Linked DNA regions of Homo sapiens: region 1 is linked to region 2. Evidence: read pairs that join two places in POLR2A ChIA-PET (ENCODE). Cell type or tissue: OCI-LY7. All regions are shown on one strand. Links, peaks and the distances in the headings refer to the core of each region. The heading gives the core; the rest is flanking DNA. Region 1 holds the start of GSTM2 (glutathione S-transferase mu 2). Region 2 overlaps SORT1 (sortilin 1).

Region 1 (12,544 bases), core at 3,244-8,243, 290 kb before region 2:
TGTAGTAATGTAGGATTTGCTGCTCTCAAACAAGTTCAGCACACACTTCACAGGCTGCTCTGCCTGCAGGCCTCTCACTGCACTCATTTCCAGGATGGGGCTGTCATCTATGCATCTCCCACTGTGCCTCACACCCTGCCTCATGCAGAGGAGAAGGTCAGTGAACAGGAGTAAAATCAGCGTGCTACTCATCTCACAGGGGGAACACCTGGAACATTGGAGGGAAAAAAAGAGAGGAAGAGGCCAGGCGCGGTGGCTCACGCTTGTAATCCCAGCACTTAGGGAGGCTGAGGTGGGTGGATCACCTGAGGTCAGGAGTTTGAGACCAGCCTGGCCAACATAGCAAAACCCCATCTCTACTAAAAATACAAAAATTAGCTGGACGTGGTGGTACACACCTGTAATCCCAGCTACTCAAGAGGCTGAGGCAGGAGAATCACTTGAACCCAGGAGACAGAGGTTGCAGTGAGCCGAGATTGCTCCACTGCACTCCGGCCTGGGTGACAGAGCAAGACTCCGTCTCAAAAAAAAAAAAAAAAAAAGAGGTAGAGAAGGAAAGTGCTCCAGCACAGGGCATTTCAGCATAAGCTCCTTCAACAGGGGCACCCACATATGTACCTTAATCCAGCTCCAGCCACAGCCCTGGCTCTCAGGATTCCCCACATGGGGGTTCAATCATACAAAGTTTCTGGGTGTAGCTGTGAATACTGCCTGTGGGTTCAGTATTGAACATCAATGCTACTGTGTGTCAGTCCTACTATTGCCAGCTGCATCCGTGGTCCTGAAGTGCTCTGCCTCTTCCAAAGTGTCCTGGGCTATGAAACCCAGGCTGGACAAGGCCTGAGGCTTTTCTTTTGTCACAAAACGGAGAGCCCTGACTGCCAACCATAGATCCAGAGGCTCGCAGGGAGCCCAGCACAGCCTCCACTGGCTCTGGGACCCTGAGCAAAGGACTGACCCTCTCATTCTCAGTTTCTTTGTCTCTAAAATGGGGGAGATAATTCTACCACCCTGTAGGAATGTTGTAAATTTCAAATTCAACACAATAGGTATAATGTGCTGGGTACAGTTCGTGGCATGAAGCCAGCACTCAATAAATGCAAGTTATTCTTTTCTTCTTTTTTTTGTTTGAGATGGAGTTTCACTCTTGTTGCCCAGGCTGGGGTGCAATGGCACGATCTTGGCTCACCGCAACCTCCGCCTCCCAGGTTCAAGAGATTCTCCTGCCTCAGCCTCCCTAGTAGCTGGGATTATAGGCATGTGCCACCACGCCCAGCTAATTTTGTATTTTTAGTAGAGACAGGGGTCTCACCATGTTGGTCAGGCTGGTCTCGAACTCCCGACCTCAGGTGATCCACCCAACTCGGCCTCCCAAAATGCTGGGATTACAAGTGTGAGCCACCATGCCCGGCTCCTTTTTTTTTTTTTTTTTTTTTTCTTGAGATGGAGTCACACTCTGTCATACAGGCTGGAATGCAGTGGCACGATCTTGGCTCACTGCAACTTCCACCTCCCAGGTTCAAGTGATTCTCCTGCCTCAGCCTCCCAAGTAGCTGGGATTACAGGTGCTCGCCACCACGCCCAGCTAATTTTTGTATTTTTTTTTAGTAAAGATGGGGTTTTGCCATGTTGGGCAGGCAGGTATCAAACTCCTAACCACAGGTGATCTGCCTCCCTCAGCCTCCAAAGCGCTGAGATTACAGGCGTGAGCCACCGCACATGGCCAAAAATGTGAGTTATTCTTTGTGTAGCTCCAGGACTGGGAAAGCATCACAAAGGAGGGAAAGGAATAAGAGACATAAAGAGAAAGGAGGCTGGGGGCATCACCTCAAATCGGGAGATGAAGTCCTTCAGGTTTGGGAAGGCATCCAGGCAGCTGGGCTCAAATACTTGGTTTCTCTCAAGGACATCATAAGCGATGAAATCCACAAAGGTGATCTGGATAAGGCCAAGGATATGTGGGCTGAAACCTCCATAATATAGGAAGTATGACAAATCTGTGGTGTCCCCATCACACGCCCCCATTACCTTGTCCCCAAGAAACCATGGCTGCTTCCCCAGAAACTGTGAGTAGAGCTTCAGCATTTCAGGGAGTGCCTGCAGGTATTCTGGTTTCAGTTTCTCCTGAGGCAGAAAACAGCTGTCAACACCCTCAGACACAAGCTCCCTGCACAGATGCGGCCTCCCAGTTTTGTGCATGGCCCCAGCTGGCCGCGGGCAAGCAGTCATCTTCCCCACAGCTGGAACTGGGTCACTGTCCAGGCTTCAGCTGGATACATCAGCATTTATTAGACTCCAACTGGGTAGCTGGAGTCTTTCTGAGGTGATGGGATGGCAGAGCGGAATGTGACACTGTCCCTAAATCTGTCCCCACTGACCTCCCAACAACCTCTGGGTCAGCCCCAGGAGCACCTGAGCACCTGGTAGGCTCTGGACCAGATATGAGCAGAATCAAGGATGCAAAGAACTAAAGGAGCTCAGAGAAAGAAGTAGAAATTTCCTCCTAGTTGGGCAGCAGTAGAATACAATGGACATTGAGTGGTTTCTGGAAAGATGAGGAGATATTCAGAGGATAAGTGGAAGAAAGGAGGGGGAAAAAGAGCCTCTGGCTGCCCCTAAGCTGTCTGTTAGGAAAATTCGCTGATCTCAGTGTATGTCAAGAGAGCACTCGGAAGACACCAAAATTTCAGGTGCCATTACTCCTTTGTTTTGCACTTGTTTTCCTCATAGTTTGTGTATTCCTAAAGCAGGCAGATGATATAAACCACTGGGAGAGATGGCCCAAAGCACAGGTCATGGGTCAGAGATGGAAGGGATTCTGGAAGTAACCATTACTGTCTAGAGAGTGAATTCATACCCTGGGGAGTCAGGATTCTATAAGTAGATTGGTGGGGAATTGATTTAGAGGTTTTATTTGACACGACTTTGGGGTTTGAGGGTCACTCTGGTGGCAGTATAGGAAATAGCTTGAAGGATGAGTAGCACTAAAGAGTTCAAACAGAAAACAGGACCCGTGTATTTGGCAGGACCACAGTCTTGGCTCCTGATCAAAATGAGAGGTGAAGCTGGCTGGGCTTCTGGGTCAGGTGAGGACTTGGAGAACTTTTCTGCCTAGCCAAAGGATTGTAAATGCACAAATCAGCGCTCTGTGTCTAGCTAAAGGTTTGTAAACGCACCAATCAGCACTCTGTAAAAACAGACCAATCAGCACTCTGTAAAACGGACCAATCAGCACTCTGTAAAATGGACCAATCAGCTCTCTGTAAAATGGACCAATCTGCATGTGGGTGGGGCCAAATAAGGGATTTCCCCCCCCACCTCCGCCCTTCCCAAGCAGCAGTAGCAACCTGCTCAGGTTGTCTTCCAGGCTGTGGAAGTGTATTTTCTTTCACTCGTCACCATAAATCCTGCTGTTGCTCACTCTTTGGGTTTGAACTACCTTTATGAGCTATAACATTCACTATGAAGGTCTGCAGCTTCACTCCTGAAGCCAGCCAGACCATGAACCCACCAAGAGGAATAAACAACTCCAGACGCGCCACCTTTAAGAGCTGTAGCACTCACTGCGAAGGTCTGCGGCTTCACCCCTGAAGTCAGCAAGACCACAAACCCACCGGAAGGAAGAAACTGCGGACACATCTGAACATCTGAAGGAACAAACTCCGGACACACCATCTTTAAGAACTGTAACACTCACCGTGTAGGACCGCGGCTTCATTCTTAGAGTCAGCAAGACCAAGAACTCACCAGAAGGAATCAATTTTGGACACAAACTCTGCAGGGAAAGGGGAGACTGGGAGTAGGGAAGGGGAGACTGGGAGTGGGGTGGGGGGACTTACAAAATCTGGGTCATAGCAGAGTTTGGCCAGCTGCATACGGCTGTCCATAAACTGGTTCTCCAAAATGTCTTCGCGAATCTGCTCCTTTTCTGATTCCCCGCCTACCCTCGTAAAGCAGATTCACTCTCAGCCTCACAGCCCAGCCAAGCCGAGGAGGAGGCCACGGTCCCTCCCCGCATCTTGCAACCAAATCTACTCACACAGGTTGTGCTTGCGGGCAATGTACCGCAGGATGGCGTTGCTCTGGGTGATCTTGTGAGTCCCATCAATCAAGTAGGGCAGCTGGATAGATGGGAAACCGGGGAAGCTCAGTTGGGCCACCAGGCTCCCCAGCATCCCCTTCCCATATGCAAGGGCAAAGAGGAGACCAGGGCCTGCTCATGGCAGGCCTGAGATAGAAATACTGTCACACTAATAAATGAGCTGGGACACAGAACATCATGCAAGGGCTGTGTAGACAGCCAAGAGTGAGAGGAATTGGGCAGAAGACTCCTGATCTTAACACCTCTAAGCTGGGGAGAGGAGATGCAGTCAGAGACACGTCGCACTTTCCCCCAAAACCGCCCCTTCCCCTGCACCTACATTGGGAAAGTCCAGGCCCAGCTTGAATTTTTCATTCAGCCACTGGCTTCTGTCATAATCAGGAGCTGTGGTGGGGAAGATGAAGTGAAAACAAACCTCCCCAAAGCCCAGCCCTCCTTCCTGGGGACCCTCCCAAGGAGCCAGTGGCAAGACCCCTGAGACAGGTGGATCTAGAATCTGACCACTCAGTCCCACATCCCAGGATTCAGAGAAAAAGAATTCCAGTGAGGGCTCTGGACCCCACACAGCTAAGGCTTCCAGGGTTTAGGCAAGCCCTGAGGGACACCCATCATAATTACCCAGACGGGGGCCCAGCATCCCGCCCCAGCATTCTGCCTTGCAAGGAGCTCCCTCACCAGGGCTCAGGGAAGGGACAGCCTGCAGTTCCAGCAAGGGAGGCCTGCAGAGTCAGCCACAGGTGGCCACTATCGGTTGCTTGGTGCCAACTTAGTGTGAGGGGGCAGGGCCCAGACTCGAGGGTGCCATTACCGTCCCCCATCGTGTACTTCTTTTCCTCGTAGCTTGAGTCTGTGTATTCCAGGAGCAGGCGGATGGAATGGGCCAGCTGGGAGAGATGGCCCACAGCTCGGGTCAGAGATGGAGGGTCCCTGACTTTGTGACGACTCTGCACAAGGGGAGCCCCATCTCCTCCTCTCGTTCCTGCCTCACCCGCCCCCACCCCGCACGCCCAGCCACACGCACAGACAGCGGCAAGCACAGACCCCGCTGTCAGGGACAGCCCTGAAGAGGAACCGTCCCTAGAGCCCGTCCTGCAGCTGCTCCACACTTCCCCGCCCCCACGCACCCCCGTCCCACCGCCCAGCGGACCCTGGCTCACCCCGCGGATGTTCCAGTACCCCAGTGTCATGGGCATGGTGCTGGTTGCTGTGGATTCTGCAGACAGGCCTCAGCGGGGCGGGGCTCAGCGTTTGTGAGAGGCCCAGAGAGGGTAGAGGGGAAGCCTTGCTGCGACCCCGCCCCACGGCCCGCCCTGCCCCCGAAACGGGCCAATCTGGAGGCCTGGAGCGCGCTCATGGGGCTAGGAGTAGGATCTCCTCCCACCTCCCAGCCCCGTGGGTTTCAGGAGAGAGATCAGGACGCCCAGAAGCCCAGGGCGGGGGAGAACTGGTTGAGTCCAGGGGTTCAAGACTGAACTGAGCTATGATCGCGCCGCTGCACTCTAGGTTAGGCAAGAAAGAAAGGCTCTCTCTAAAACAGAGAGATTCTGAATAAAGTAATAATAGCCTAATAAAGAAAAATAACACAAAAGAACATTTGGTGCTCAGGGATTCACTGGATAAGTTTTCAAAACTTTTCAATGTATGATAGAGATTGTTATAAACTGCGGACATACGTGGCATGACAGACCTAACGTGGGAAGGACAACACAGGCAAGGATGATTATAACTCACTGTCACTTATCAGCCTAAATCCAAACGTCAGGAATACCGCCTCAGAGAAAAGAAAATGATGTTTTTGTCATAAGTGGTGCTGTGCTCCTAGGGAGCTTGCTGGGTGGGAAGAGAGACAGAAAGGTGGGGAGCAGGGGCTGGTGGACTTGGGGAGGGAGGAGAAAGCCCATGTGGAAACGTTAGAATCTGGGGTAATCAGAGGTCTTTGTATTCATTCGTTTTGTAAATTTCTCAAACTCTCATGTTAAATCAAAATAAAAAGTTAAAAAAAAAAAACTACCAGGACAGACATACACAAATATTATTAACTGAAATAAATGTTCCATCAAAAAGGACTTACCTTAACTACATGAGTTATATTATGATTTCTATTATTATTATTATTATTATTTTAATATTAGTATCCATCCAGCACACCACTGGTCTTCAAGTGGAGGTAACTTTGCCCCTCAGGGGACATGTAGGTCTGTCTGGAGACTTTGTTAATTGTCACCACTGGGAAGCGCCCATGGCATCTAGTGGGTAGAGTTTGCGTAGGATGCTGAACACCCTGCAATGCTCAGGACAGTGCCCCACAACAAATGATTTTGCCCTCCAAAATGACAGTACTGCTGAGGTGAAGAAACCCTAGTCTAAAACCCAGCCAACGTGGTGAAATCCCGACTGTACTAAAAATGCAAAAAAATTAGCCAGGCCTGGTGGCGGGTGCCTGTAATCCCAGCTACTCAGGAAGCTGAGGCAGGAGAATCGCTTGAACCAGGGAGGTGGAGGTTGTAGTGAGCTGAGGTTGCACCACTGCACTCCAGCCTGAGCGACAGAGTAAGACTCCGTCTCAAAAAAAAGAAAAAGAAACCCAGGAATGGGTCAAAAGTTGCAGTGGGAGAAACAAGGTCCTCAAAATTCTGGTGGCAGGAAGCAGGCCAAAGGACCCACTTCCCTGGACACCAGCTGGCAGAAGGGAGGACCTAGAGACAATCTCAGCTGGCACAGTCCCTGCAGGCATCAAGCTGCACATCAGGAATGAGAGAAGGAGAATTGGGCAGGGAAATGGTCTACCAGGTGGACAGGCTGGGCAGCCTTGATCTTTCAGGGTACAGGGTAGGGAGTATGGGACTCTCTCTGCCAGTCAGACAGCAGGCCTACCCTGCAGCTCTGAGCACATTATTCCAGAGACAGGCAGCCTGAGCCCAGCACCAGAGTGGGTAATTCCTCTAGAGCTGCTGGGGCAAGGCTAGGCAGGATGAACTGAACTTATTTTTGAAAAGTATCCACCCAGCCTGGGAAGCATGGTGAAACATTGTCTACCAAATATACGAAAATTAGCTGGCCATGGTGGCCCTTTACCTGTGGTCCCAGCTACTTGAGAGGCTGAGGTGGGAGGATCATTGGAGCCTGAGAAGTCGAGGCTGCAATGAGCCGTGATCACACCACTGCACTCCAGCCTGGGTGACAGAATGAGACCCTGTCTCAAAAAAAAGTAATAACAAGTCAAATTTAAAAAGAAGGTATCTACCTGACTATCGTGTGTAGAAAGGTCCCAAAAGTCAATGCCAATTTGCAATGACTTGACTGGACTCTTCCTGCATTTAACACCCCCATTAGGGGTGGCCAAAAGTCGAATATATAATAAGCACCTGATGACTGCCACAGACATGGATATGAGTGATGCTAGTCACCAGAGGCAGCCCCCTTCCACTGTTCACCCACCCTTCCAAGCCTGCCAGAGACCCTCACCCAAAATGAATCGACAAAATGTGCAAGCAGATGTTTTCATCTTTGGAGTCTTTAAAATAATGATCATCAACAGGGAGATTTACCAGGAGAAAAGAGAATATCTTCCCTCAAAATCTCCTTGGAGTTTACTGCAAGGCATCTCAGAAAGTGCTTTCCATATAGAAAAGCCCCCAGGTAATAGATATGCTGCAGCGTTTTATCTTGTGTTTGATTTTTTAAAACTTATTGATGATGAGTTTTTGTGTGTGTGTGTGTTTTTGTTTGTTGTTGTTGTCGTTGTTGTTTTTTGCTATGTGTACTAGGTCAGGGTTCTTCAAAATTTGAAGTGACACCACTAAGATAAGGCTGTAGGAAATTTGTGTGTTTATTTATAAATTTATCTATCTGTTATGGGAATTGGCTCACACAATTTTGGAGTGAAGAAGTCCCATGATCTGCCGACTGCAGGATAGAGAAGCAGGAAAGCCAGTGGTATCATTCAGAGGCTAAAGGCCTCAGAACAAAGGTGGGGGTGGGAGGCGATGGTGTTAGTCCCTGATCAAGTCTGAAGGCCAGAGAACCAGGAGTGTGGAGGTCCCAGGATAGGCAGAGATGGATGTCCCAGTCAGAGAGGTCAAATTCACCCTTCCTGTCTTTTTCTTCTCTCTGGGCCCTGACAGTTTGGTGGATGCCTCCTTCATTGCTGAAGGAAATCTTTGCTGTCTTCTGATTCAAAGGCAAATCTCTTCTGGAAACACCCTCACAAGCACAATGATTTTACCTGCCATCTGAGCATCCCTTAGCCCAGTCAAGTTGATGCAGAAAATTGACCATCACATTATGCCACAGGAAACCTAGAACAGAATCATAATTAATTACATTGTGCCTATTAGAGAGAAGGTCTTGACTGCCACAAGATCATTCTTTAACCTTTCTCCAGGAGTTGACTAAGCCACAGGTAGAGAATGGGTAAACAGAGAGTTTTATACAGGAGATTCAAGGACGGGTAGATTCATAGACTGTGATTCATTGGCAGAAACATGCACACACTATAAACAAAAAAGGTGAAGGTAGAAAACTTGAAGGTATTCTATAAACCTATAAAAATATTATAAGATGAAACTGCAATCCCTCAAGTACCTAAGGTAGTGCAGAAAGATCCATGTGACTTGCAGGTGTCACCATGAATTAAGTTATTCTCTCTGGGCTGGGCGCGATGGCTCAAGCCTGTAATCCTAGCACTTTGGGAGGCTGAGGCAGGCAAATCACGTGAGGTCAGGAGTTCGAGACCAGCCTGGCCAATATGGTGAAACCCCATCTCTACTAAAAATACAAAAATTAGCCGAGGGTGGTGGCACACGCCCGTAATTCCAGCTACTCAGGAGGCAGAGGCAAGAAAATTGCTGGAACTCAGGAGGCGGAGGTTGCAGTGAGCTGAGATCGCGCCACTGCACTCCAGCCTGGGTGACAGAGTAAGACTCCACATCAAAAAAAAAAAAAAAAAAAAAAAAAAAAAAAAAAAAGCTATTCTCTCTAGAGAGCAATTTATCTATGATAATACCATAACACCATTCTCACCTTTTGCCTTGTAGTAATTGCCTTTGGGGACCAACTCAAATAAAGTACCCAAAAACCAGAGAAGGAATTAGTTTAAACATGATCACTCTGTTCTAAAAATAAATAAATGAGAAAAATCCACATGCCCAATAGGGTAAGAATGACTAAGCAAACTATAATTTATCCACAGGAAGTAATGATAGCCATTAAATGCTAGAAATAGGCATGCATATAGACTGCCAACATGTACAGATTCTTAGGTAAAATGTTAAAGAGAAAAAACTGCAGAACCTAAGAGTGTATGTGCCCATCAATCTCACCTATCCAAAGAAGTAGGCATAAATAAAAATCTAAAGGGAATTTGAAATGACACCATTAAGATAGAGCCTATAATTTGCCTAATAACTATTCAGTGAGCACCTGCTATGCTCAGGGACTGTCCTAGGTGATATGCAAACACCTGTTACATCAGCGAACAAGAAGAGACAAAAACACATGTCCTGAGGACGTTGACATCTTATGAGGGAAAGCAAACCAACACAAGCACACAAATAATGTAAGACATATGAGCATGCTTTTCATTGAAGTGTAATACACATACAGTGCACAGGCCTTAATGCATGCTTTTTTTTTTTCTTTTTGAGACGGAGTCTTGCTCTGTCGCCCAGGCTGGAGTGTGCAGTGGCGTGATCTCAGCTCACTGCAACCTCTGCCTCCTGGGTTCAAGCAATTCTCCTGCCTCAGCCTCCTGAGTAGCTGGGATTACAGGCGCTGCCACCACGCCTGGCTGATTTTTGTATTTTTAGTAGAGACGGGGTTTCACCATGTTGGTCAGGCTGGTCTCAAACCCCCAACCTCATGATCCACACGCCTCGGCCTCCCAAAGTGCTGGGATTATAGACGTGAGCCACCGCACCTGGCCAAGCATGCTTTTCATTGAAGTGTAATACATACAGTGCATAGGCCTTAAGTGTGCTACTCTGTGGGCTTTTCCACTTGGATACTCTTCTGGAATCACCTCCCAGATAAAGAGAGAAAACTTACAGCACTGCACCAGGAGCCTTCAATAGGCAACCTTCCAGTTCTCACCAAGGTCACCAATCATCTGACCTCTGATACCATGGACTCATTTCCCTCTCCTGAATTTCGTGTAAGTGGAATGAGATCGTGTGTCCTTTCTCCTGTCTGGATCCTTTTACTCAACACTTCTGTGAGACCCATCCATGTTTTTGCACATAGTGTTAGCATGTTTATTTTCATTATAGCAGAGTAAATATACCATTATATGAATGATGGAATTATGTTGATAAACCACAGTTTATTTGTTCATTCTTCTATTCATGGAATTTGGATTGTTTTCAGTTATTGGCTATTTAAAATAAAGCTGCTTTTGGCATCATTATACCTGGCTCTTGGAATCCATTAAGACTCATTCCTATAGGGTGGGATTTCTGGGTCCTGGGTAGATGTATGTTTAGCTCTAGTTGACACTGCCAGTATTCCAAAGTGGCTTTCCCACCAGCAATGCATGACAGTTCCAGTTACTGCATAAATCACCAGCAATTGTCAGTCCTTTCAATGTCAGCCATTCTAGTGGGGATACAGTAGGATCTTATGGGTTTTTAACTTTCTGCTTTCTAATAATGTTGAGCACCTTCTCATGAGCTTGTTGGCAATTTGGATATTCATTTTTCGGAAATGCCTGTTCAAGTTTTGACTCATTTTTTAATGGGCCGTATTTCTGGATATATAGTTTTTGGAGAAAAGACCTTTGTTGATTTGTAATAAGTTCTCCCTGCTGGGCATCACCTGAATTCCTAACCCACAAAATCAACAACTATTTGTGATAACACAGCTTGGGAACTGCTGAGTGGGAGAACCTTCTGGTGAAGCAGCTCACAGTAGAGCTTGCGTCCTAGAGATCTAAGCTGTGATGGAGTCAGTCAGTGTGGAAGACAGAAGGATCCTGGTTCTCTGTGATGGGAATTCCACCACCTCTGGGCATCTAAGACGTACTCACTGAGACCTAGCTCTGCCTAACCATGGAAAGCACTGAATAATACTGAATACATAAAAATAAATGAAGATCTAGGCCCAGAAAGAGGCATCCTTTCTATAGAGCACTTTATGTGGCTTCCTGCTCTAAGGCAGTCAGAAAAGAGATCAAGAAGTTGGAAACAGGGCCAGGCATGGTGGCTCACACCTGCAATCCCAGCAATTTGGGATGCCAAGGTAAGAGGATCGCTTGAGCTCAGGAGTTCCAGACCAGCCTGGGCAACATAAAGAGACACATCTCTACAAAAATTTTTTTAATGTGGCCAGGTGTGGTGGCACACCTATAGTCTCAGCTATTTGGGAGGCTGAAGTGGGAGGATTCTTGAGCCCAGGACTGGATGTTGCAGTAAGCTACGATGCCGCCACTGCCCTTCACCTTGGGAAGCAGGAGACCTTATTTCAAAAAAAAAACAAAGTTGGAAACACCTTACTAAGCCCATCATAATCTCTATGAACCCAGCTACTGCCAGGGTCACCAGCCAGTCCCTCAGAAGAGGCAGTGACAGACACAGTCTGGGCAGCCAGGAGCAAATAAGACAAGACTATAGCAAATGTGGCTGAGGCTTTATTTTGATCAGGTAGGCCTAAGGCAGGGGCCATGCTGCAGGAGCAGGGCCTGTAAACCAGTCAATGCTGTCATGCAACACGGGGACAGCTCAGGGCTGAGCTCCACAGGCGAGGGGCCAGGTAGGCCCTTCAAAGCAGATACAACCACTAACAGGAAGGAAGGTCAGGCTGGCTTTAGTGCAGGGAAGGGTAGTGTTGGGAGGGGGATGTTCATGAAGGAAAGTGGGTAGCTGAGGCTTCAAAGGGCCTGCATGGGACAGGGGTTTAGGGGAAGTGAAGAGGCCCAATAAAGTCTTGGGGGTAAAGATGGGAATAAACAGGAGAAAGGAACGAGGAGGCAGGTGCTGGGATGCAGAGTCCAGCTGCGCTGCACAGCCTGGGCAGCAGGCTGAGTATGGGCTCCTCACTCCCACCTCCTGGCCTTCAAGGCATTACTTGTTGCCCCAGACAGCCACCCTTGTGTACAGAGGTTTTGGGAGGAAGCGGCTGGACTTCATGTAGGCAGAGATCTTCTCCAAGCCCTGAGAGGGGGGAAAATAAGGCCAGAACTCAAGGTCAGCTGCCCATGAGGGCTGGGACAACCCCACTGCAGACACAGCAGGTCAGGGCCCTGGCCACAGCCTTTCCACGTGGGCTCAAGTGCTGAGGCATCACACAGCCTCTTAGGGTCCCCAGATTTGCGGAGTTAACTCTTCCAACTTCCTTTAAGTAATGTTGTACCACAGTAACAGCTAACACTTATGAAGATTCTACCCGGTGCTGGGTGCTCTGTACCCAAGAGAAATTACAACATAAGCTTAGAAAACCCACTCGACTACT
Region 2 (16,918 bases), core at 6,407-11,406:
TCCAAGAATAGACTTCATGAGAACTGGGACATTTGTGATCTTATTTCTGGCTCATGTTTTATGATTCTAGCAGTGCCTAATTTAACAGAACTATATTCTGTTAGGATTTTCTTCCTGCCTGCAAAAGCATCACTCAGGTTGTGTTCTAGGCCTCACTGGAGTTTGGAAGCCTAATCCTAGATGGGCAGTCTGTATGGGATCACCGATGCCTTGCCTTTGTAATTCTCAGTTTTACCCCTGAGGAAATGGATTCCCAACAGATAAGATGATTTGTGCTTACCTTCCCAACCAGTTAGTTACTGAGCTAGGCTTAACGTTCTTTTGTAGTTTTATTTTCATTGTGACAGGCTGACTTCTGTAGATTAAAAGTCTAGTATGTTTAGCCTTTATTTTTAGATTTCTGTACATAAGATGCCTGTTGATAGGTTATAATCTTCAGTAGCTCAGAGCATGTATTATCACAGCACATGGTAGGCATGCAGACATATTTGTTGAAAGAGGGCAGGTATGTGAAGAATGCCATCATTGAATTCACTTCCTTCTTTGCTTGTCAAAAAGGCTGCTCCTGATGGGGTCAGGCCATCAGCAAGTGGCTTTTAAGCTGGGCCTTGCCTTGGGAAAACTGACCCACATGCAATAGTGCAGGTGTTAGTTTTTTCAGTGTTTTATTTTTGATCATGTGTGTAACTAAACATGTAAGTTTCTCATGACTGGATTTTTTTCCAACCTACAGTGACTCTTGGGACCAACTTTAAATTTTCCAAGCTTATAGTAACAGTAATTTAATTTGGTTTCTAGTTTAATTAGATGGGAAGATGGTTGTTTCCATGAAGAATCTTGTGAACAGAACCTAGGGGGTATTCAGACGATCGTAGAAATGAACATTGTGCTAATTCATGAACTCTAAAGTATGGGGGCCCCCTGCTTTAAGATGGTAGGCAATAAATGCTTGGATGAGTCTTATATCATCCGTTTTCAAGGTGGATGCATTTTAGAGAAGGTAGTACAAGCTGTCCCCTGCTTTCTAACATAATGAATTCCTGAAAACCTATTTGACAGTCAGATGGCAACTATAAATGCCAGCCAGTTACTTCTGCTTCCCAGAGCTCCCCTACCGAGGGCAGTAGATGGCTGTTGGTACCATCTGGGACACCAGAAATCACTGTTCAATAGGTAATGGACAAAAGGCTCTGAATGTGACTCTGAAAAGGAAGTTTAGTGTTATCAGTCATTAATGATATTAGGAGGTCTACCTTACATCAAGACCACCTATGTTCCTGTGCCTCAGTGTAGCAGGGGCTCTTTGACCTATCCTGTAACCTTCTGGTATATCTGTTAACTAGTGTAATATAAATAAGAATAAACTAACATGCGTCCAGGCGTGGTGGTTCACACCTGTAATCCCAGCACTTTGGGAGGCTGAGGCAGACAGATCACTTGAGGTCAGGAGTTTGAAACCATCCTGGCCAACATGGTAAAACCCCATCTCTACTAAAAATACAAAAATTAGCCAGGCATGGTGGCATGCACCTGTAATCTTAGCTACTGGGAAGGCTGAGGCATGAGACTTGCTTGAACCCAGAAGGTGGAGGTTGCAGTGAGCTGAGATCATGCCATTGCACTCCAGCCTGGGCAACAGAGTGAGACTTTGTCCCAAAAAAGAATAAATAGATAAACTGATATGGTCTATGTGTACTTTTTATATCACCCTTTCCTTTATACTTTTTCTTTCCTTCCTTTTTTTTTTAAGTAAAAATAGCTTACTTATATAGTTTTATTTTTAAAATGATTTCTGCCAATTGGAGGTGGGATGAGAGTAATTTATGCACTCTAGAAAAACTATAAAGAAGAGTGCACCCCTATCAATTCTATAATACCACTTAAAGACAGTTGCTATTGATATTTTAAAGGGTATCCTTCCAGATACCTTTTTTTTTTCTTTTTTAAGGGACAATCTTGCTCTGTCATCCAGACTAGAGTGCAGTGGCACAATCATGGCTGACTGTAGCCTTGACCTCCTGGGCTCAAACAGTGTATCTGGGACGACAGGTGCTTGCCACCATGCCTGGCTAGTTTTTATTGTTGTTGTTATTGTTGGTTTTTTGGAGGCAAAGTCTCACTATGTTTCCCAGGCTGGTCTCAAACTCCTGAGCTTAAGCAATTGTTCTGCCTCATCCTCCCAAAGTACTAGGATTATAGGTGTGAGCCACTGTGCCCGGCCCCTGATAACATTGTAACCATAAATATGCACATATGATGTCACATGCTGTTTTGTAGCCTGCTTTTTACTAATATGCTCTGAGTATCTTTCAATGTCAGTAAATACCTGAAACATTTTAGTTTTGGGTTTTTTAAGATTTTTTTAAACGTTTCTTCTTTTTTTCCTTGTTCTTGAAACATTTTTAATAGCACCTGATATATTGTTGTATGGCATAACATAATTTACTTAACAAATCTCCAGTTCTTCATTTATAATATACAGGTATAGTAATATCTCATGGGGTTATGTGGATTAAATAATAATGTGTGTAAGATACCTAACACAGAAGATGACATGTGGGGAATGTTCAATAGTTGTTAGCTGCAGTAATCACCCCAACATATGACATCTTTTATAAAGGTATGTGATTATCCCCTTATGACAAATTCCTAAGAATAGGATTTGCTCAGGCACATGATACGGACGTTCTCAGTTTTTATTTGCATCACCAAATAGCTCTCCAGAAAAGTTGCAGCAATTTATGTACTCCCACCCACCGTAGAAGAAGGTGCTCTGGTCCCTATGCCCTCACTGGATACATTTTGTCAAGTCTTTTAATCTTTGCCAGTCTGAAAGGCAAAAATGTCATATTTTTCTTTTTCTTTCTTGGCTCACTACAACCTCTACTTCCTGGGCTCAAACCACCCTCCCATCTCAGCCTCCTGAGTAGCTGGGACTACAGGTGCACACCACCATACCCGGCTAATTTTTTTTTTTTTTTTTTTTTTTTTTTTTGTGGCGACAGGGTTTTGCCATGTTGCCCAGGCTGGTCTCAAACTCCCAGGCTCAAGTGATCCTCCCGCCTTGGCCTCCCAAAGCCTGGGATTACAGGTGTGAGCCACTGCACCGGCCTGTTCTTTTTGTTTTAGAGATTAAATAGCTTTTCAAATGTTTATTGGCCATTTCTTTGTCCTTCTATGAATTGGGTGCTCATGTTCTTTCCCTATTTTCCGAAAACCTGTTTGAGGTTTTGGCCTGTTTCCTACTGATTTGAAAACCCTTTCTATATTAATATTTTGTCATGTTACAAATAATTTTATATTAATTGAAACCCTTTCTATATTAATACTTTGTCATGTTACAAATATTTTTTTCCAGTTTTTTTCAGCTTTCTCTTTGGTGTTTTGCAATTTAAACTTTTTACATAGTCAGAGTAAATCCTTAAGTATGAGTTCTGATTTTTGTACCATTTTTGTAAAGGTCTTCCCATTCCAAGGTTATAAAAATATTCGCTTATACTTCTAGTATCATTTTTTGACACAGGGTCCCACTCTGTCACCCAGGCTGGAGTACAGTGGTGCCATCACAGATCACTACAGCCTCGAACTCCCAGGCTCAAGCAATCCTCCCACCTCAACCTCCTGAGTCGCTGGGACCACAAACTCATGCTATGCCACCACACCTGGCTATTGTTTTTTTGTTTGTTTTCTTTTTTGGTAGAGACAGGGTCTCACTATGTTGCCCAGGCTGGTCTCAAACTCCTGGGCTCAAGCAGTCCACCCACCTGGGCCTCCCAAAATGCTAGGATTACAGGGGTGAGCCACTGTGCCTGGCCATTTCTAGTATTTTTATAATTTAATTTTTTTACATTTAAATCTTCGCCCTATATGGAATTTATTTAGGCATTTTAAGAAGGGAGTTAGGAATTCAGCTTTTTATTTTATTTTTTTTCCAAATAGCCAGTTTTTCCAGTGTTCTTATACCACTAACTTGAAATGCTAGCTTTATCATGTGCTAAAAGAAACCTCATCCATTCCTGGATCTGTTTTGCTCTATTGATTAGTCTATTCCTGCGCCAGTAACTCTGTCATGGGATTAATAAATTTTTCCAAAAGTGGCAATAATTTCATGCTCATCTGCTCCTGGTAGAATCAAGCTGACATTTCACCCAGCTACTCTTAAACTTCTTGGCTTCTGTGCTTCCTATCCTAGGGTAGGATTAGGTCATCTGAATGACTGTATTTGCTCTGGGCTCCTCAGGGTACTGGCTTTTGGACTGTTAAGCACAGAAACAGCATATTTACATAGTTTTCCTTAATTTTGACCTGTTTCTAGATCATACGTTTAGCTGACTCCTTAGCAATATGAAGTGACCAGATCGTGTTCTCTTTGTGCCAAATGAAGCTTGTCCAACCCACAGCCCGTGGGCCACATGTGGCCCAGGGTGGCTTTGAATGCAACCCAATACAAATTCGTAAACTTTCTTAAAACATTATGAGATTTTTTTGTATGATTTTTTTTTTTTTAGCTAATTAGCTATTGTTAGTGTTAATGTATTTTATGTGTGGCCCAAGACAATTTTTCTGCCAGTGTGCCCCAGGGAAGCCAAAAGATTGGACACCCCAACAATCTGCCTCTTAGGCATGCTACATTAGAGCAACACAGCTATTTTTTTTTTTTCTTTTTGAGACGGCGTTTCACTTTGTCACCCAGGCTGGAGTGCAGTGGCGCAGTCTCGGCTCACTGCAACCTCTGCTTCCTGGGTTCAAGCAATTCTTCTGCCTCAGCCTCCTCAGTAGCTGGGCCTACAGGTGTGTGCCACCACACCCAGCTAATTTTTGTATTTTTAGTAGAGACGGAGTTTCACCATATTGGTCAGGCGGGTCTTGAACTCCTGACCTCAGGTGATCCACCCGCCTCAGCCTCCCAAGATGCTGGGATTACAGGTGTGGTGTGAGCCATCATGCCTGGCCTCCAGTTATTGTTTACCAGAAACAAAACATGCTTCACTTCTCCCCACACTCTCCATTTGAATTATCATTTATACAACTAACACATAACATCTTTATATATATATATATATATATATATATATATATATATATATATATATATATATATATATATATCATTCACTCTACCTTCTGTTGGCTGGACTCTCTAACATAGTACTAGATGTTTTTATATGATTCATTATTTTGATATTATAGAACATTCTTCGGTAATACTGTGTCAGAGGTTTTGGGTTTTCCCTTCCTATAGGGATTATTCCGCCTTTCAGTTATTTCTGGCAACAAAGCTTTATCCTCTGCTCATATTTCATTTATTCTTCTTACTTTGCCTTGATTACAGCAATTGAGCCATAACTTATTGGCTCATTATTTTCAGGCCTATGTATCATCAGACACCTTTCCTGTCTAAGTGATCCAGTGGCCTCTCTCAGCTTTCTTTGGGTCTTTCAAGCAGGAGTACTATTTCTAAAGTGTCTTCTTAAATATATTTCCTTTTCACTATTTTTATTTTCCTTCTATTTCAACCTTAACTTTCTTTATTCTGACCTTGAGATTCTTCTTATTATTATTCTTTTAAATATAGACCGGGTCTCTCTCTGTTTTCCAGACTAGAGTGCAGTGGCATGATCATAGCTTACTGCAGCTTCGAATTCCTGGGCTCAAGTGATCCTCCTACCTCAGCTTCCTGAGTAGCTAGAACTACAGGTGTGTACCACCATGCCTGGCTGATTTTTAAACTTTTTGTAGCGATGGGGGCGGGGTCTCACTATATTGCCCAGGCTGGTCTTGAACTCGTGGACTCAAGTGACCTCCCACCTCAGCCTCCCAATGTGCTGGGATTACAGGCATGAACCACCATACTCAGCCTGAAATTCTTTTTTTATTTTAACAAGTCTTAATAGCATTTACTGTATACTCAGCATTTTACTAGATGGTGATATTAATAGATTTTATTTGTGGTGTTCTTTGAAAATTTTCAAGATACTTGCATATTATCTTCCTGTGTGTTCTACCTGCACCGCTGCCTTCTCTCATTGCCTTGCTCTTGCTTATATCTGCCTCCCAACTCTGTAAACTCTGCTTAAATCTCAGTAGTCAGACCTTTATTTCTTCACTTGAAATTTGAATTTCTCTTCTATATAGACTACCCCTGCTCAGTGCCTCTAAACACTTCGACGTGTTCAGGGCATCTTTACCAATGTTTAGCTACGTGAAGTTAATGGTAACTACAATGGGAAAGAGAGGAGTAAGGTCACCATCATGTGTGAACATCTAAGAACACATACCAGTGTATAACAGTGTCTTGGCTGGCTGGAAGAGCATAGGAATAAACGCTATTCAGCCATTATTTACTGAGACAGCAGTAACCGTGTTAGAAGGAAGATTACATACAGATCAATAATGTTAGTTCAGGACAAACAGCTATCATGAGTTAAAAAAAATACTAAGAAAAAGAAATAATGTTAGTAGCAGGAGTTTGTGATAGACTTTTACAGAGATGTTTGTGGAGCATCTAATAAATATAAGACCTTGTGCTAGGCCTGATGGGTAATACCAAATTATAGCGTCTGCCATTAAGAATTTATAGCATAATTTGAGAGGAAGACAAATATGTAAATAGTTCTACATGTATAGTTTACATGTACATATAGTTTACATTTATATATAAATATAAATAGTTATAGTACCAGGAGTGTCTGTGAATGCTGTGAGGATAATGCTTAGGAAGAGGAGATCACTTTGAGCTGTGATAATTACAAACCAGAATGGTTGGTTTTACAGTGAAAGATGGGACTTAGGCTGTCTTTCAGATCTTTTTCACTGGTATAGTCTGTCCCCTGTGGCTGTCAAAAAGAAACACCCACAATAGAATGCTGAGGAGCAATGGACAAGTGCAGAAACACAGAACTTTTCCTTTTTGAAAGTTGCATTTTTCAACTTTTAGATTTAGGGGTACATGTGCAGGTTTGTTACCTGGGTATATTGTGCGATGCTGGGATACAAATGATCCCATCACTCAGGTAGTGAACATAGTACCCAAAAGTTAGTTTACCAGTACTCACCTGCGTCCCTCCTCTAATAATCCCGTTTCTGTTGTTGCCATCTTTATGTCCATGAGTACCCAGTGTTTACCTCCCAATATAAGTGAGAGCATGTGGTATTTGGTTTTCTGTTTCTGTGTTAATTTACTGAGGGTAATGGCCTCCATGTGCATCCATGTTGCTGCAAGGGACATGATATCATTCATTTTATGGCTCCATAGTATTACATGGTGTATATAGACCATATTTTCTTTATCCAATCCACTGCTGATGGGCACCTAGGTTGATTCCATGTCTTTGCTATTGTAAATAGAGCTATAATTAACATAGTGCATGTGTCTTTTTGGTAGAATGATTTGTTTTCTTTTGGATATATACCCAGTAACAGGATTGCTGGGTCAGATCATAGTTCTCTTTTAAGTTCCTTTTTTTTTTTTTTTTTTTGAGATGGAGTCTCCCTCTGTTGCCCAGGCTGGAATGCGGTGGCGCGATCACGGCTCACTGCAAGCTCCGCCTCCCGGGTTCACGCCATTCTCCTGCCTCAGCCTCTCCGAGTAGCTGGGACTACAGGCGCCCGCCGCCACGCCCGGCTAATTTTTTGTATTTTTAGTAGAGACGGGGTTTCACCGTAGTCTCGATCTCCTGACCTCGTGATCCGCCCGCCTCGGCCTCCCAAAGTGCTGGGATTACAAGCGTGAGCCACCACGCCCGGCCCTTTAAGTTCTTTGAGAAATCTCCAAATCGCTTTTCACAGGGGCTGAACATTCCCTCCAACAGTGTATAAACACTCCCTTTTCTCCACAGCCTCACCAGTATCTGTTTTTGTGTGTGTGTGTGTGATGTTTTAGTAATAGTCATTCTTTCTAGTATGAGATGGTATCTCATTGTGAAACCTGCATTTTTGAAAAATAGTTTCACTTGCTATAGAATTACAGCTTGACTGTTTTTTTGCCAGTACTTTAAATATGTTACTCCACTGTCTGGCTTGCATTGTAGGAAGAGTCGGCTATCATTCTTTGTTTCTCTGTATGTAATGTCATCTTTTTTGTGGATGCTTTTAAGATTTTTCTCTATTGCTGATTTTAGATTATTTGACTATGATATGATGTGCTTTGGTGTATTTTTCATCGTGTTTCTTGAGCTTAGGGTTTCTGAGCTTCTTGGATCTCTGGGTTTATCCTTTTCATCACATTTGGGGAAATTTTGGCTATTATATCTTTTTTTTTTTTTTTTGAAACGGAGTCTCACTGTCGCCCAGGCTGGAGTGCAGTGGCGCGATCTCGGCTCACTGCAGGCACCGCCCCCTGGGGTTCACGCCATTCTCCTGCCTCAGCCTCCCGCGTAGCTGGTACTACAGGCGCCCGCCACCTCGCCCGGCGAATTTTTTGTATTTTTAGTAGAGACGGGGATGGTCTTGATCTCCTGACCTCGTGATCTGCCCGCCTTGGCCTCCCAAAGTGCTGGGATTACAGGCGTGAGCCACCGTGGCTATTATATCTTAACTTTTTTTTCTGTCTCCAGCCCAGCCTCCTCTAGATGCCCTGATTGCATATATAATCAGCTGCTTGAAGTTGTTCTACTTCAAAAAGAATGAACAGAGCCATCGCTGAGCTGTAGAACAACTTTAAGAACATTTGTAGAAATTGTAGAACATCTTCTGAATTGATAGCTCTGTTCATTTTTTGTCTTTTTTTATCTCTGTGTTTCACTTTGGATAGTTTCTGTTGGTATGGCTTCAGGTTCACACTCACCTCTTCTACAGTGTCTAATCTCCTGTTCAGCCTATCCAGTGTTTGTTTTTTTGTTTGTTTGTTTTTGAGACGGAGTCTCACTCTGTCACTCAGGTGGAGTTCAGTCGTGCAATCTTGGCTCAATACAGCCTCCACCTCCCAGGTTCAAGCGATTCTCCTGCCTCAGCCTTCTGAGTAGCTGGGACTACAGGTGTATGTCACCACGCCTGGCTAGTTTTTGTATTTTTAGTAGAGACAAGTTTTCACCATGTTGGTGAGGCTGGTCTCAAACTTCTGAACTCAGGTGATCTGCCCGCCTCAGTCTCCCAAAGTGCTGGGATTACAGGCATGAGCCACAGCACCCTATCCAGTGTACTTTTCATTTCAGTCATTGTAATACTCATTTCTACAAGTCTAATTTAAGTCTTTTTCTTTTCTTTCTTTCTTTTTTTTTTTGAGACGGTGTTTTCTTGTCACCCAAGCTGTAGTGCAATGGTCCAATCTCTGCTCACTGCAACCTCTGCCTCCTGGATTCAAGTGATTCTCCTCCCTCAGCCTCTTGAGTAGCTGGGATTACAGGTGCCCACCACCACACTTGGCTAATTTTTAGTATTTTAGTAATTTTCGTATTTTTAGTGGAGACGGGATTTTACCATGTTGGCCAGGCTGGTCTCGAACTCTTGACCTCAAGTGATCCGCCCACCTTGGCCTCCCAAAATGCTGGGATTATAGGCATGAGCCACTGGGTCTTTAAAAAATTTTAAGTCTTTAAAAAAATTTTTTTTCTTTAACATTCTCAATCCATTCTCTAATTTCTTGTGGAGTACAGTTACAACTGTTGCAATGTCCTTATCTACTAATTATCTTGTTATTTCTGAGTTAGTTTGATTTTTCTCTTCATTATGGGTCCTGATTTCTTCTTTGCGTGCCTGGTTATTTTTAAAAATTTATTTTAAGAGACAGGGTCTTGCTCTGTTGCTCAGGCTGGAGTGCAGTGGTATGATCATAGCTCACTGTAGCCTCAAACTCCTGGGCTCAAGAGATCCTCCTGCCTCAGCCTCCCAAGTAGCGAGGGCTACAAGCATGTGCCACCATGCCTAGCTGATTTTTTTAAATTGTTTTTGTGGAAATGGGGGTCTTGCTACATTGCCCAGGCTGGCTTTGAACTCCTGGCCTCAAGTGATCCTCCCACCTCGGCCTCCCAAAGGGCTGGGATTATAGACATAAGCTACTGCACCTACCCACCTGATGATTTTTCAGTTGGATATTGTGAGTCTTAGCTTGTTGGGTGCTAGATATTTTTGTATTCTTTTAAATATTCTTGAACTTTGTTCTGGAACACTGGTTACTTGGAAACAGTTTGATCCTTTTGGGTCTTGCTTTTAAGCATTTTTAGGCGGGACCGGCACAGCGTTAAGTCTGGGGTTATTTTTCTTTACCACAGAGGTAAATGTTTCTGAGTACTCTACCCAATTTCCTTGAAATAACGAGGTTTCCTATTATGGTTGCTGGTAACAGGAATTATTCCTGTTCCTGTGTGAGGTCTGAATATTGTTCTCTGCCGTCCTTTCAGGTAATTATTTCCCTGGCCTCAGGTAGTTTCCTCACATGCGTGTGCTGATGGGTGTTCAGCTGAAGACTTGGTGGGGTGGCTGGGGAGGCCCCCTGCTCAGATCTCCAGAATTTTTTTTCTGTGTAAGTCTTTCTTCTCTAATCTTCTGCCCTGTGAACCTCTTTGGCCTCCCCAGACGATATATCAGCTTCCTCTCTTCAGTTTAGGAAGAACTCTGGACTCTGCCTGGGTGCCCCTCCCCTGCACTGTGCCTGAAATTCTCTCCAGGCAGTAAGCCAGTTAGCTGTAGGGTCCTCCTTGTTCAGTTCCTTGTCTTTCAGGAATCGTCGTCCTTTGTGCCTGGTGTCCAATATCTTGGAAACAGTCATTTCATATATTCTGTCGTTTTGGGTTTTTTTTTCTTTTCTTTTCTTTTTTGAGATGGAGTCTTGCCCTGTCGCACAGGCTAGAGTGCAGTGGCGCAATCTTGCCTCACTGCAGCCTCCGCCTCTCGGGTTCAAGCAATTCTCTGCCTCAGCCTCCCGAGTAGCTACCGCGCCTGGCTAATTTTTTGTATCTTTTTTTTTTTTTTTTGAGACGGAGCCTCGCTCTGTCGCCCAGGCTGGAGTGCAGTGGCGCGCTCTCGGCTCACTGCAAGCTCCGCCTCCCAGGTTCACGCCATTCTCCTGCCTCAGCCTCCGGAGTAGCTGGGACTACAGGTGCCCGCCACCACGCCCGGCTAATTTTTTGTATCTTTAGTAGAGACGGGGTTTCAGTCGAACTCCTGACCTCGTGATCCGCCTGTCTCGGCCTCCCAAAGTACTGGGGTTACAGGTGTGAGCCACCGCGCCCGGCCCATTCTGTGTTTTTGTTTTGTTTTGTTTTGTTTTTTATTAGCTGTTTCCGGTAGAAAGGTAAATGTGATCCCTGTCACTCCATCTTGACCAGAAGCAGAAGTCCACCCAGAAATGAACTTTTACATTTCATACTCATGTCTGTCATGGGGAAGTTAAGTGGGCCTGGCCTTATCCTTTTACTTGGGCGTCATCTTTTTCAAAACTTCATAAGTAGTTCTTAAAGAATTCAATATTTATTGCGTGCCCACTGTGCACTATGCTGTGTGTTAGCTGCTGAAATGTATGGGCTTGATTCCTTTACCAGATGGACCTCAGGTCTAGTGGGGAGGACAGGCAAGGTTCTTGTGGCTACAATTAAAAGTGCTGTAATACATATTTTGAAAGATCTAAGATGCCACTGCAGTGTAGAATGACATGTACGTTGTCTTAAATATTAGAAATGATTCTGGATTAGGATTGATGGCTTTGTGCTGACTTGTGAATTCTGTCTCCTAACCATGACCAGGTTGTCTGCCCTTTCCTGGACATCCGTATTTTTTTCTCCCATTGAAGTGGCAGGATTGAATCTGTACTCTTGGGTCCCTAGCTCTCCTGGATTTATCTCCTTTCCATATGACCTTTTCTTTCTGCTTAACCTTTGGGCCTGCTGTAACATCTCATTTCATTTTTCTTTTTTAACTTTCACCAGTATAAGAATGTTAGAGACTGAAATATTAAAAAATTAATTACATTTGCTATAGGTAGATGAGTTTTTCAGTGAGTTTGCCCATTTTCAAAAGCAAATCTTCATTGGTTATTTGGAGTGGGTGGGAGGGACAGCTTAAGGGCAGTAGAAAACCACAGTTTTGCTAGTAAATCTGGCCTACATTTCCAAAGGAACTCTTTGGATGATGAGTGAGGTCCATTACCATTTCAGTTGTTTCAGTGAAGCTGAGAGTTGCCGGTGACACGTGATAATCCTCCTCATTCTGTAGTTGAGCAATAGGAAAATGTGGGTAATGCCAGTCTGCATTGACTGGGTCGGCTGTGTAGAGCATTGCCTGAAAAGTAAAAGTTGCAGTCCTGATTGGCTCAAGACTGATATCTTACAGCCTGATGAAGACAACCACGAATTCCAGTGCCATAACTGATGGACTTTTTCTTTTCTCTTAGTTATGACAAGGACCTTCCTTGGAAAGATAACCTGTGTTTAGATGACTGTGATCTTAGCCCTTGTGATCTGCCTGGTGCTTGTGGTAGCTCTGGATGTTCCTGTTTTTCCTGAAGGACCTCATTGATGTCATTTCAGACACTATCCTCACTCAAGAGAATGTGAGGTTTTGCTATGTGTGAAATATCATATAAGACACACTGCTATGTCAGTTTTTAAGCCTCTGGTTTCAGAAGCTCTGGCAGCCCTACTTTTTCTCAGATGCCTGGCAAGCCTGCATGTCTGAATAGCCCTTCTTTCCTGCAGAGGCTGTGAGAAGCTCTGCCGAGCATTTGAGAGTTAACCATTATTTACGGAGCAAGACCTGCGTGAGGCACTGATTGTACTAACTTACAAAAATTGTGTAAGAGATTCTTTTGACATCAAAGGTACTTACGGTCCAGAGGGGAAATCACATACGTGAATTCGGAAGCCCATTCAAGACTGCAAGAGAAAATTCGAAGATAAACAAAACAGTTCATGTTTTGAGTTCTGTTTCTTTAGATTTCTATGTGGGATTGGTGGCTTGAGTGACCAAGTAGCTGGCATCCCAACCATTTATAGACATGTTCTATTTTGAGGTTGAGTTTGTGGTTTGGGGAGGATGTGTAATCATTTTCAACAAATGCTTACTGAGTGTGCAAAGTATTCCTGTGGAAGGCACAGGGAGTACCAAGAAGTATAAAGTTACATTCCCCAGCTTCCAAGGAGCTTCTCATATCTGGGAGGGCAAGGCATGTTTAAGATTTTAAAATCTTAGTAAGATTATAAGTCTTAAGAAAAAAGCATAATCATCCACATTTATTAGAAATATATACTGAACTATTAAACTGTCTAAGAAATGGGGCTTGGGTGGTGAGCATGTGGCCTGGAAAAGAGAAGGATCTTCACTCTTTGCTATATAGACTCTATATAGTATGTAATTTCTATATGGTTTGAAATTTTTGCCAAGTGCAGTTATTACCTCTTTGGAATTTTTATTTTTTTTATCAGTTACAAAAATTATAGAGAACAGACGATTGTATTAATACATATAATATTAACCTTGAATATCTCTATGTGGTAGGATTATGAGTGACTTATCTTTATTATGCGTTCTTATAATTGTCTACATCTTCTTTAATGAATATATATTATTGTATAAGTAGAGAAAGGAAGTATTTGAAAAACAAAACCCAAAACCACCTACAATGATTATTATAACTATATTTTAACATGCTTACTATATTTTGGATATAATATACCAGCTTTCCCTTTTTTACCTCCTTACTCTCACTGCAACTCTAGTAAGGTTGTTTTATTATTATCATTATTACTATTGTTATTAAATAAAAAGGTGAAACAAAGGCATTTGCTTCTTGCTTCTGCCCGTTGTCATTTTTGAGTGAGCTAGACTAGAAGTAAAAGGAATCCAGTTACGAACTTTTCAGCTATACTGTAAAGGATGCCCAGAAAAATTTAAATTATGTTGATTTGGTTACAATTACGCCTGCCAGTGTGGGCTATGATCTTTTGTTTTAAAGCATCCTAAAAATACTTTGCTATACCTTTATATTTAGTTCTGTTGGAGAAAGCAATTAGATTGTCCCATCTCCCATCTCCCCATCTGGTGCAGTAAAGAAAACTCATCTGCTTGGCTTACTTTGTGTTAGAGAGAATTTAAATTTCCAAGTTATTTGTGATTCACATTAAGTAGTTAAATCCCATCCCTCCCAAATTTTGTACTGGGAATCCATACCCACTTTGTAATTATGAACTTAATTACTCTGAACAGTAATAAAGTTCAGATATTTAAAGAAGCCAAAGATTGAAGGAGAGTGGCTGTCATTTCTAAATTAATTTTTTTTCCCCTTATAGCATGTGTTTGATGATCTCAGAGGCTCAGTATCCTTGTCCTGGGTTGGAGATAGCACTGGGGTAAGTCATATTTTGAGTCTGTTATTTCAGCCCAGCAAGAAGATGATAACAGATTTGGGGAAGGGTTAAGCACCTAATATCATTTCTTCCTGAAACTGTCTTTAGCCTCAATCACAGAAAACACATGTTTGCAAGACAGACTTTCAGGAAGTTGTAGTTGTGTTGGTTTTGCTTTAGAATTGGGAACATCTTTTTTGCGGGGGGGTGGGGACGGAGTTTCGCTCTTGTTGCCCAAGTTGGAGTGCGATGGCATGATCTCAGCTCACTGCAACCTCCACCTCCCGGGTTCAAGCGATTCTCCTGCCTCAGCCTCCCAAGGAGCTGGGATTACAGGCACCCACCACCATGCACAGCTGATTTTTTGTATTTTTAGTGAAGATGAGGTTTCACCATGTTGGCCAGGCTGGTCTTGAACGCCTGACCTCAGGTGATCCACGCGCCTCAGCCTCCCAAAAGTGCTGGGATTACAGGCATGAGCCACTGCGCCTGGCCGGGAACATCTTCTGACCACCTTCTTCCACGGTGGGAAGATGGACACCTTTTCAGTCCTTGGTGGCTGCTTAGCATCAAGATGAGCAAGAAGAAAGATGAAAGTGCTCTGTACTGAGAAGGGAAGCGCACAATGCTTGGGGAAACCCCTATATAGAAACAGAAAATGTCCATTAAAAACATCCTGGCACTTTTCCTCCAAATTGTATTGTTCCTGTGTCCTTTCCTACAGGTGTGTTGAGGGACTGTGGTGCCCATGGGCTCATGGTTGTTCATCTGTTGGTCCCTGCCCCTGCCACAAAGGAGGTACTGCCAGGATTGGGGGAATGGAAGGAGGATCAGTCAGCTCCTTATCCCTCCTGATATACAGCTGGGCTCCCACTAGGAGGACACGCTGAGGATACATTGGCCCCTGGTCTTAAATCAGGACTTGTTGCCTGGCTGTCTTATTATCCTGCTTGAACAAGAGCAGGGGCAACATCTCCTGCCCCCTGGTATTCCATAATGCATGTGTCATAGCATTGAGGCACATGATAGTTATATTAGAAGCCTAAAGAAATAAAATCTTGGTGCTGAAAAGCAAATTGTAAATTTCTTATTTTGATTAATTTTTAAACTTTCAGTAGAATTTCTTTAAGCATAGTTCAGTTTTTTCTAAAATTTGAGTTGTACCCTAATTTCCATGATTTACCCATTTATCTTAGATAGTTGGTATCTCCAAGAATTTTTTTTTTTTTTTTTTTTTTTGAGACAGAGTCTTGCTCTGTCACCCAGGCTGGAGAGCAGTGGTGCAATCTTGGCTCACAGCAACGTCCACCTCCCAGGTTCAAGCAATTCTCATGCCTCAGCCTCCCAAGAAGCTGGGACTACAGGCAAGCACCACCACGCCCGGCTAATTTTTGTATTTTAAGTAGAGATGGGGTTTCACCATGTTAGCCAGGCTAGTCTCGAACTTCTGACCTCAAGTGATCCGTCCGCCTCAGCCTCCCAAAGTGCTGTGATTACAGGCGTGAGCCACCGTGCCCAGCCATCTCCAAGATTTCTCATATGGCTTTCTGAGACTCCCTAGACTCTTATAGTAATCCATCCAGAATCATTTCCTCATGCATAGTTTTTGGTAGATAAGGTACTGAAAAAATGAATTTCATGAAGAACCAACGGCAAGGAGAAGAAAAAGACAGACATACATGACACAGTGATCTCTGTGAGAACACCCACGCTATTCTAGACTCTGTAAGGAGAAAAGGGAAGAGGGTTCTTGCCTGAGAGTATCTTACAATAATTTGGATACAAAATAGTTAAAGCCTTCTTTTATTTTAATGTGTATTTGAGTAGTCAGCCTCACTGCTTCAATGGAGGCAATGGGGATCATCCCAACAAAATGAGCTGAGGACTTTCTCATCATTCTCAGCCCTAGTAACTAGATCCTTCTAGACTTTGGGGAGTACTACAAAGTAGGGATATCAAAAGTCTTTTAGGTGTTGGCTTAATCTCGAACACATATCAGCATGTGATTGGAATATCTTTTTTATTTACGGAATGCTTTTTTCTCTCTCCAGGTCATTCTAGTCTTGACTACCTTCCATGTACCACTGGTAATTATGACTTTTGGACAGTCCAAGCTATATCGAAGGTGAGATCAATAACACGCGTTGGAGCATTTCACTAAGTAACATTGAGAATATAGATTCTCCCTTTTCTAGACATGATGGCACGTAACAGTTGATGTAAAAGATCTTCTAGCCATCCTAAGTTTTCACCAGACTGTCACACTCAGCACATGTTTTTGTTGTTGTTGTTGTTGTTGTTTTTTGAGACAGGGTCTCACTCTTGTCACCCAGGCTGGAGTGCAGTGGCGTCATCTTGGCTCACTGCAGCCTCCACCTCCCAGGCTCAAGCCATCCTCCCACTTCAGCCTCCCAGGTAGCTGGGACTGCAGGCACACGCTACCATGCCCAGCTAATTTTTTGTATTTTTTGTAGAGACAGGGTTTCCCCATGTTGCCTAGGCTTGTATTGAGCTCCTGGGTTCGAATGATCCACCTGCCTCCAAAAGTGCTGGGATTATAGGCGGGAGCCACTGCACCCGGCCCTTAGCACACTTTTTAACGTCTACTCTTTTTTTTTTTTTGAGCAGGGTCTAGCTCTGTC

What was found. ChIA-PET counts read pairs that join two places held together with the same protein. Peaks named below come from ENCODE experiments on the same cell type or tissue, not always from the same donor. Only the 100,000 strongest peaks of a DNase experiment are listed, where the experiment ranks them.
Region 1: POLR2A ChIA-PET joins it to region 2 with 17 read pairs; 2 of 35 experiments call an interaction of 5 or more read pairs at or near these places.

Annotation. Positions count from the first base shown.
Region 1 is chr1:109,660,867-109,673,410 of GRCh38, reverse strand. GSTM2 (glutathione S-transferase mu 2) reads right to left here and starts at 5,354. Exons shown (of 8, transcript NM_000848.4): 1 at 5,260-5,354; 2 at 4,911-4,986; 3 at 4,422-4,486; 4 at 4,040-4,121; 5 at 3,840-3,940; 6 at 2,029-2,124; 7 at 1,828-1,938. The coding sequence starts at 5,295. It overlaps GSTM4 (glutathione S-transferase mu 4), which reads right to left. Exons shown (of 8, transcript NM_000850.5): 8 at 11,711-12,246. The coding sequence ends at 12,157. RefSeq lists an enhancer at 3,488-3,587 and a silencer at 5,103-5,272. In OCI-LY7, for the core only: no CTCF peak of the experiment used is centred there; a DNase peak (open chromatin) is centred at 5,410.
Region 2 is chr1:109,366,891-109,383,808 of GRCh38, reverse strand. SORT1 (sortilin 1) reads left to right here. Exons shown (of 20, transcript NM_002959.7): 2 at 14,220-14,279; 3 at 16,328-16,401. Among named protein-coding and RNA genes, the nearest start is that of SORT1, 23 kb to the left of the region's middle. In OCI-LY7, for the core only: no CTCF peak of the experiment used is centred there; no DNase peak of the experiment used is centred there.